2 separate regions of the Homo sapiens genome follow, and region 1 is linked to region 2. The links are chromatin contacts, found by Hi-C in ENCODE. All regions are on one chromosome and are shown on one strand. Each heading gives the region's core, a stretch centred on a gene start or an enhancer-like site at or near the end of the contact. The rest is flanking DNA. Distances are from core to core; before and after follow the strand shown.

Evidence for each region. A loop is a pair of places that touch in the nucleus more often than their neighbours do. Pooled maps may share reads with other maps.
Region 1: a loop to region 2 is called in a pooled map of heart left ventricle, with 2.3 times the contacts of the local background. The contact joins two enhancer-like sites. A Hi-C loop is called at or near these places in 1 of 50 pooled maps.

What each region holds. Positions count from the first base shown.
Region 1 is chr18:26,056,003-26,060,969 of GRCh38, forward strand. It overlaps SS18 (SS18 subunit of BAF chromatin remodeling complex), which reads right to left. Exons shown (of 11, transcript NM_001007559.3): 4 at 1,587-1,740. Among named protein-coding and RNA genes, the nearest start is that of SS18, 32 kb to the right of the region's middle. Within about 2 kb of position 1,654, at least 2 of the 41 ENCODE cell types and tissues checked have a DNase peak (open chromatin) inside an H3K27ac peak, as active enhancers do.
Region 2 is chr18:25,345,363-25,350,193 of GRCh38, forward strand. All of the region lies in intron 2 of ZNF521 (zinc finger protein 521), which reads right to left. Among named protein-coding and RNA genes, the nearest start is that of ZNF521, 4.4 kb to the right of the region's middle. Within about 2 kb of position 3,194, at least 3 of the 41 ENCODE cell types and tissues checked have a DNase peak (open chromatin) inside an H3K27ac peak, as active enhancers do.

The sequences.
Region 1 (4,967 bases), core at 404-2,903, 710 kb after region 2:
CGCCTTGGCCTCCCAAAGTGCTGGGATTACAGGCGTGAGCCACCGCGCCTGGCCTGGAGAAATTCTTAACTATTGTTTCGGAAGCTCTATAGTATTCTGAACAACCCAGGTCATAAGTGGTTGATAATAACTAGCTTATAAAAGAATATACTTCAGAAGGCCTTACACAAAACCAAAATGTCATGTTAACCATAACTGTACTGCTGCTCAAATGCTTCTTTGGCCTTAGGCTTCAATGTTACACAGAGAATTTAAGTCAAAATCCTAATTCAAAGTACCATCATAAAAAGTCACAAAACTCCTAACTAGCTAACCTGCACTATCACTACCTTTCCAGTTCTAAAAACAGTGTGTCCTGGTGAACTAAATGTGGACTTGGCAAGAAGCTTTCTCTTGACTACAATATGACTACAAACTGAAAAGCAGTGATGTCTTTATTCCTACCTCCATACTGGATGTGTGCCATATATGTTGCAAGCCTTAGCAGGAAATAGGAGACAGCCACTGAAACACCACTGCCCTCCTATATGATCAGTCACACCTCAATCTTCTATAAGCCAGGCTACCTTACCTCTTTTGCTCTGTGCTCTCTTGTTTCCTTACTGCACCCATCATCCTTGGACACCAATGCTATCAATCAACACAATCGGCTACAGAAAACAGTATCCTAAAGATGCCAATTACTAATTTTAATAATTGTTCTGTTATTTTATTTCCATTACTGCTAGTTGTATAATGTCTTCTTTATCAATGAAAATAACTTTTGTCTTAGAAGGTAAAAATATTCTGATACCTAATGTAGATAATATTCTACCAAAAATTACGGCCATGGGTTGATGCTACTGTTACAAAAACAAAATAGTGTAAAGATACTTGTATGATTAAAATTTCAAACCAGCCAAAGGTAACTAAATCAGCATCCAATGTCTTAAAACATATCAACCTAGTGACCCTACACTTAAAATTGACAAATAGAAAAGAGAATGGCTCAGTGTATAAATAATGTAAGGAAGTTTACATTATTTTTCAGCCTTTAATTTTTGCTTTAAAATCAATTCCAATATTTATGTTATGCTATAAACCTATGTATTAAAAAAATTTAGATTCAGCTTCAATATCAATAAGGAAATACTAAATACACCAGCACTTCAGAGACTGTTTTCTTTCCCCATGTGTTTTTCCCAGTGATACTGTTTCTGAGATCAATCAATATTTAAGTAAATAAAAACTCAGGGAAATGTTATAATATCTTTTTTAAACAGACTTTAATTCTTAAGCCATGGTGCAACGCCTTTTTTTCCAAAAAGCTTCTAAAGCCAACTGTATTGCAGTTTCAGACAGACTAAATTTAGCCAGTTCTGTTCATCAGAGGAATGGTGTGTGTCAGCTACATCAAAGCCCAAGGGCAGCCTGATAAACACTGAATACAGGTCACGTAGCTCTGTAGCTAACAAACTCTAAGAGAGCTTGTACTCGGGGGCATTCAAAGCAGTTTTGTCATCAACAATCTAGTATCCCTTGAGCCCCCATGTCGTTTCAGTTGCTAAGCAACTCTGGTGTTAATGTCTTAGAGGAGAAAAACTTACCAGGCATCTGGCCGTTCATCTGGTTCTGCATGTGCGGTGCAGGAGGACCCCCACCTACCATTCCATCTGAAGGCATGTTGTGAGAGCGTGGAGGTGGGGGAGGGCCGCTCTGATTCATCCCTCCAGGACCCATAGGCATATTCTGTGTGGGTGGCTGAAAGAAGACAGTTTAGTAAAACAAGAGAAACAGACTAATATACGAAAGATGCATAGGGTAAAAGAGTTGCTTATGTTACTAAATTGCAGTAAGAACAAAAACACAAATGCATTTCGAATTCTTCTAATGCATTTTCATCATGAACATAGTTAATAACCCCCAAAACTTTAAAGCATATTTACTTTATAAAATCTCAGTAGTGAAAATTAAAATGTTAACATTCTATACAAAAAATTCTCATTTATTTATATATTAAGCATTTCTAATGTGTCTATTATTATCTAAATTATGTGAAAAAAATTAAATGTCCTTTCATTATTGATGTATTGGATACACTTATTAATGATGGATTTTACCTAAAAATGTACAGTAACAAAAAATGATGAAAGGACTCTAAGTCCCAAAATGTGCCATATTTTACACTATTTCGGGGTGGAGGATAGTGGCAGCAGAGGAATGTTTTAAAACATGAAGACAACAGTTCAACATTTTTGTGCCGACTACTGCTATAGATTGGAAACATTACTGATGGCCTCCAAGGGTACAGAGACAGCTGCCTCAAAAGGATGCCCTTGGCAAATTTCCTAATGCAATTTTGAAGAAAACCACTGACTAACCTTCAGAGTTCACAAAAGGGCAAAAGGAAAAACAGATATGAGGTGGTCTGCCACACCTGGGTCCCTTCTTAGGGATATTTTGGTGGAGAAAGCAAACGGTTAGTTTCGCTCCAATCCCCCATTTTTAATCTTGTAGGAGGAGAGGGAGGCATTATTCTTTACTTCGATGTTCTAAATGTAATGTCCATTCCTGTATTATCAGTTGTTCTCTTCCTCCTACATTTAAAAATGGCCAGTTACTGTATGCCTTTCCATTTTGTGAACACAATTCTCTTTGGCACACTTAATAGATACACATTGTTATTTGGCCATCACATTTAAATACTCAAACCTCCAAACAGTTAATAATCACTAACATTTACAGAAATAAACAAGTCTACTCTAATAGCACACATTTTAAAATCAGAATTTTAATTTCTTCACAACTAAATCCAGATGAATGCTCTTATTTTCTCTTAAATTCTCATATTATTTCTCCAACTTGTATTCTTTAAACACTTAAAAACCTTGTTCAGTTTTCACCAAAACAAACAAAAAAACAAACAAAAAACACTAATTTGAGTCATATTATCTAACTTTTAATCATCCTTATTTATCATCCTTCAAACCTGGCTACCTTAACCCTCTTCTGTCTGAAAACAGAAATCCTCCTTCCTCTATTCTTGTCCAAATTTTCTGTTAAAAATTCATGTTCTCACTCTTAATAGTGAGGTCATTTTCTTGTAATTCAACTAATAAAACATCATTACTGTTACCACCATGCTAGAATAACTTGTATCAAACTAACCCTCAGCTAAATAAAACTCATAAAATCTAGACAAAAAGTAAAAACTGTTTGAAGCCACTAAAGAGTGACTTACACAAAGAGGAACAGAAGGGGCTACAACTCCTGAAAGAACGGAAGCATATAAGACCAGCTCCACAATTATCTTGGCTTTTTCCTTGAGTTTGCTGAGTAACAGGGAAATACAGCTCAAGTAGAAAGTGCAGTCCAATTGGACTAAGGAAAAAAAAGAGTCAGAATTTTTGACTATCAAAGAGCTGGAAACTAAAGAATAAATTTCCAGAGAGAAAGGACCACAAGAGGGGAAACATTCAAGAAAACTAGTCGAAATAGCAGGTAGGAGGCTAAAGAGCTCAGCAGAGATTCCAGCTGCTGCTCACTGATATGGAGACAAAGACTGGAGTGTAGGCCCCACCAAGTTAGAGGAGCCTTCATAAATAACTCCAACTCTCTGTTGAGACTACAGAAGGGCCAGCTACTCCTTAAGAGTAAGGTCGAAATTGAAATAGATCAGCCCTAAAAAGTCTTATAACCAACCTTTAATAGATTCAAGGTAACCTCCTAGTACTTCACATACCAAAGGAAAACTTAATTCTCTTTGGAGCAAAGTAACACAAACTAGAGCTTCTATAATTGTTCAACCACAAGGTCTAACACTCTTAAAAATTGCAAGGCTTTCTAAAAAACAAAAATAAATGACCAACACCCACTTTGATAGCTGCAATAACATAAAAATTAAAAGTCCAGAAAAATAACAAGTGTTGTGAACAATGTATAGAAATTGCAACTCTCATATATGCTGGTGGAAATGTAAAAGGGTACAGCCACTGTGGAAAACAGTTTGACAGTTCCTCAAGAACTTAAACAGTTACCATATGATCTAGCAACTCCATTCCTGGTACATACTAAAAAGAATTGAAAACACACATTCACGCAAAATTTCTACACAAATGTTCACAGTGGCATTATTCATAATAGTTAAAAACTGGAAAAAACTCAAATGTCCACCTACTGATGAATGGATAAACAAAACGTGGCATATGAATACAACGGAATATTATTCAGCCACAAAGAAGAAATACTTATACATGCTACAACATGGATGAACCTTGAAAACATTATGCCAAGTGAAAGAAGATGGACACAAAAGGCCACATAAATTGTATGATTCTATTCATAAGAAATGTCCAGACTAGGCAAATTCAGAGAGACAGAAAGTAGATTTGCTGTTGCCAGGGGATGGGGAGAGGGGGAGAATTGAGATTGACTGCCAACAGTTTTCACTTTATTAGGGTAGTGAAAACATTCTGAAATTAGATAGTTATGATGCTTACATAATTGTGAATATACTAAAAACCACTGAATTCTGTACTTTAAAATGGTTAAAATGGTAAATCTTATATAAACTGTATCTCAATTAAAAAAAGAATGGACAACCAAGAGAAATAACAGAAAATTTAAAAAGACACCTAAGTCATTCAGATTTTGGAGTTCCAGGCCAGATGTGGTGGCTCATGCCTGTAATCCTAGCACTTTGGGAGGCCAAGGCAGGCAGATCACTCGAAGCCAGAAGCTCAAGACCTGCCTGGCCAACATGGTGAAACTCTGTCTCTACTAAAAATACCAAAAAAAAAAAAAAAAAAAAAAAAAAAAAAAAAAATCAGCCAGGCGCAGTGGCACGTGCCTGTAGTCCCTGATACTTGGGAGGCTGAGAAACGAGAATCGCTTGCACCTGGGAGGTGGAGGCTGCAGTGAGCTGAGATCGCATCACTGCACTCCAGCCTGGGAGACAGAGCAAAACTTTGTCTCAAAAAAAAAAAAAA
Region 2 (4,831 bases), core at 1,944-4,443:
AGAAAAATTATTAACAGCTTGCTTTATAAAAGGCTGCTTGCTAATCTCAAATCCCTTTGTAATTTCATTTTTACATGTATGCTTTTATGTTCAGTATCCTATTTTTTGTCCTTTTTTGGCTGGATGAATAAAAGACAACAATCCACTCATGCATAAAACAGATGTTTTTGTTTTTAAGGCCAAGTGGAATCTTATGAATTTGTGTGCCCTCACTTTAGGAAGATGCTGCCAGAAGTGCTGAAATCGTGAAACCGGCGTTTTGGAAGAGACTCACTGGACCATCAGTTCTGGAACTTTGACTAGCACTCATGGGATCCTTGCCAACTGTAATTGCTGTTTTTGTTTATGTCGGATTGTCTACTGATTGGACTATAATGAATTTAATGACTTCAACATCTAGTCAGTATAATTTAAAGGTGGTGGAGGGAAGAAACAGTCACTGGTTGATAGATAAATAGAAGAACATTTGCAAGTGTCTGAAGGAGTATGGATGTCAAACACTGTTTGAGCTTCTGCAGTGTTTCCAATAATCAGGCTTTTTAGCATACAAGTCCAAAAGTAAAGCATACATTTCTGTATGCCAATTAGTATTTTTGCCTGTACAATCATGAAAAAAAATCTCTCTCTCTAATTTGTGTGTGTATGTATCTTTTCTTATTTTTTAAAAAACTTACCTTAGGTTAAAATCTAATCATGAAAAAAGGGAGTCACAACCTATCTAAAAATAATTTTGAGGGAAAGCCATATTGCAATTCTTAAAAGCAAAGCACTGCACTGTCTTAAAACAATTACCTTTACACACAAACTTGGGGGCTTTTTTTTTCTAATTATGTCATCATTTCCAAAATCAAAACTCAATCTTTACTGATGAGGTTTTTTTTTGTCTAAGAAATGAAACATATGAAATATAAGAGAAACACTTTTTTTTTGGTTATACTTCACCTGTCTACCCGTAAGTATATATATTTTGACTTTGAACATAAGAGAAAAAAATGTGTTTAAATAAGGACTGCAGAGTTTAATGTTTCTATTAAATTTCAGGGCCAGTACAAGCTCCCTGAGGTGGCTTTTCTAACACCTACAATTTTTAGAGCTTTTCCACTAGAGAATACAGCCTAATACACAGGTTTTCTTACTTTCAAAAGGTTTCAGGCTTAAAATCCATTGCCTTTACATTCAAATTCTATAGTTTACATTTCTTCTTTAAATTGCAGACTAAGTTTTGCCACTCTATTACATTTCTAAATAAATTACTCTACTCAAAAATAAAATAAAATAAACCTTCCTAAGTACAAAAGAAGGTAAATGGGGGAAAGGTCAATCACAAGTGTGATAACTTCAAAATGTGCCAAGTTACAAAGGGTTAGCTACTGTGACGGCCAAGTTAAACAAGGCACTTCTGGGGCTCTCTTTCTCCCTGGTTCCCACCACTCCTCTCCAGAGGTCCCTGGTATGGGTTTATGAACACCTGAGGGTTCAGATATCCTAATTGTGTCTTGTGTTTAACTTGGCCATCTAAATGACTAAGTGCTCCCCTCTCTCCTTCCCAGCTTTATAACTTGGCTCTTACTGAATATATCACACCTTTATATAGTGGACCACTTTTTCCTTTTTACAGTGCTTTTTGGAGTAAATTTCAAAAAAAAATTGTTTGTTATTAGGTAAAATGGCCGAGAAACTTCCATCAGAGAGGCACCACAAGAAAGAGAATAAATAGCCAGCAAGAAAAATAGAAATAGGTCACAATTGACCAATTTGATGCAACTGATTTGCTGCCTCTAAAAATAAGCTGACAGGAGAACTATTTTGAGTCAGGTAATCTACTCAAGTACCATGTCTACTCTCAGGAATTGAGACAAATATCCAAATAATATAAATGGGGCAGAAAGAGTGACTCATTTAATTGTCTGTCCATCCATGCCTCTAATAACTGGCTTCAATTCTCTATTTCATTAAATAGAAGGGGTTATCCAGAAGATTCGTACCATAAGGACAGAATAAGTTTGTCAACTTTGTATGTGGGCTGATAGAATTTTGATGCTAGGGCTTTGAAAGGCAGGAGGGGTAAAGGAGTTCCATGTTTCAAAATATATTTCCAGCTTTTACAAATAGAAAAGTGAATCTTTTCGGTGTTTAACAGGTTTAATGTACTTTAGAGGAGGTAAGTAGACCAACCAGGACCTGCTCCACTGAAGCTAGAAATATGGTACCTACTCTCAGGAGATGGATTCTTAGGACAATTACACTGAAGTTTCCTACAAACAAAAAACCCAGCATACTTTTTCAAGTAAACATAATTATTCCTTCAGGGTACTAAATTATGAGAATTCACACAATAAATTCAACTGTTAATAGAAATGTCCTGGTAATCTGTATTTTTAAGCATTTGGTTGAAAATACAGACTCCAAACCTAACTGACATTGTGTCTTCATGTTTTTATCTGCCTTAGGTAAATGACTTTCCTGAGATACAAGTTTCAAATTATATCAAATTGACAGTCATGTCAGCAATATCTTTTACATCTTGTTGGTTAAAGTACTAGTATGCATGTAAGACAGAAGTTGGAAATTCAGTGCAGAACTTCATGTTTTATTTAGAAGGGCCTATTGCATTTTCATGGTTTCCAATGCCTCCTTCAAGTTGGCTATAATCTACATGGTTTTGAAATACTGTCACTCATCTAATAAAATCAGACTTTTTATCTTTTAATTGCAAACCTATTAATCAGTTATTCATAAATGAAGAAACACAACAGGACTGCCTTTCTATACCTGCTGATAGCAAAGTGTTGTTCACTGCATATTACTACTAATATGATACCAGAACACAGGTCATAATAACACCTCTCTGGCTTTTCTATGATCCAAGTGTGACCTTCTGAATGATATAATGGACAATCCGCATACTCAGAACACTCCTACAACACATTTTGAAAAATTGGAGACCCTTCCAAGAAGACATAGGGAAATCAAAATACTGAAGAGAAGGCTAGGTATTTAACAAGAGCCACCCAGAATGCCCTTCCTCTTCTTCAAAACCGCTACTAATATCAAAATGATTCGTTTGGTATAGCTCATCTACATATGAATTTTTCAAGGCATACCCTGAAGAAAAACAATCCGCTCTTCAGTGAGGACTGTACTATTTTTATTCCTGTCTTCAGCTTCTCATCCCCAAAAGCCCAGCCAGCCCACCTGAGGCCATTCGCTCTTTTGGGAGTTGTCCAAGCAGCTGATAGGAGAGAACAGCACTGTGTTCCGCGCCCACACAGAATATGGAAGCTAAATCTTTGTTTTTAGTGTAAATATTTTATTTAGAATTTAGCAGTTGAAACAGATGCTGTCTTTGTGGGGAAGATATTTGGATAATTTTGCAACATGACGATAAAAGAATAAAATGTCCTCTTTACTCATTCTTCACTTGCCATTTTTTGCTTATTAACCTAAGAACTGCACAGGTATTTTGCAGTTCGACTTATCAAACCTGCCCAGCGAATACCGTCAACTGACGGATTCCCTTTACTGCCCATAAAATCCTACGTGCATGAGAAGAAATCATCTTCAGGAAGCACTGGGAACAAACGCATTCACAGTCAACCAAACTTTCGCTGTAAATTCACTCCAAAAGCAGGTGAACCAAATGCTCAGAAGCTGCGAGTGAACAAAACTGCCAATCGTGCAAACTTTAATAAACTTTTTTTTTTTTGAAAAGAAAAATCCCTCCCAAATTCCTTCACGGGGTTTCAGAAGCTTCTTGGAGCCCTTTCCACCGGACAGGCACTAACCGCTATCCTACTTCAACTCGGAAAGTTCTTCTTTCCAAGTGACTAGGAAGAGGTTTGTCCTGGTACTTCGCTCAGCGTTACTTTCAAGAAAGCCGGGGTCTCGGGCAAGTCTCGCCGGCGCGAGCCTGGTCCACCGTTACCCTGACACCCGCGCACGCCCGTGGCGTTTCTTTTTTCACTGTCGACACTTGGATCTTTCAGGCCCTGGGTCTAGGTTTCCCCCAGAAAAATGAGGGGCCCATGTGACGGAAACCACCAGACACACTGTGTGGAGACACATGCCAATGATTCACCTCGTTCCCGAACTAAAACTTCTGCGCTTTAGGAAAAAAGCAAGCGTTCCAATCTGCGAGGCCCTCCCCCACCCCGTCCCTTCCCAGGAGAAGAAAGAAAGGGCTTTGTGTGTGCGGTGAGGGCTCCGTTCATCGAGTTCAAAAATGCACAGCGGCCGGGGGCCGGGAGGCGTGGGGCGCCGGGCCCTGCCCACCCCTTTTCCCCGGGCCGGCGGCGAGTCGGGAAGCTGGTGCGGGAACCGGGGCCACGGGGCGCCGCGGCCCGGCAGCCAGGAGGAAGAGGATGCTGCGCCGCCGGGGACCAGAGGGCGGGGCCGGGCCGCGCGGACCTCGGCGGGACCCAGCGGGCCCGGGCGGGCGCACCAGCCGCCCTTTGTCCTCCGCCTCCGGGTCGCGGGGGCCGCGGCCGCCTCCAGCGCTGGCCCCCTGGCCCTCGCCCCGGTTCCCCGTCCTGCCCGCGCGCCCCTCCTCCGGCCCTCGCGCTCCGCCGCCCGCCCTCCCCGCTCTCCGCCTCGGAGCGCCGGACCTCGCGGCTCCCCTCGGCCGCCCGCCCCCGATTTCCTCGGAAGGAGGCTCGCGAAGGTGGAGGAGGCGGCCGAGGAGGAGGAGGAGGCCGCCACGTGACTCTCCTCGCCACATTCCAACACAGCCATCAGATCGATAACTTCAGGGACCCCCGCCCCCGCCGCAGCCAGCTAGTGCGCCCCCAAAATCCCGCACGCACGCCCCGCAACTTCCCTCTCCAACAGGGAC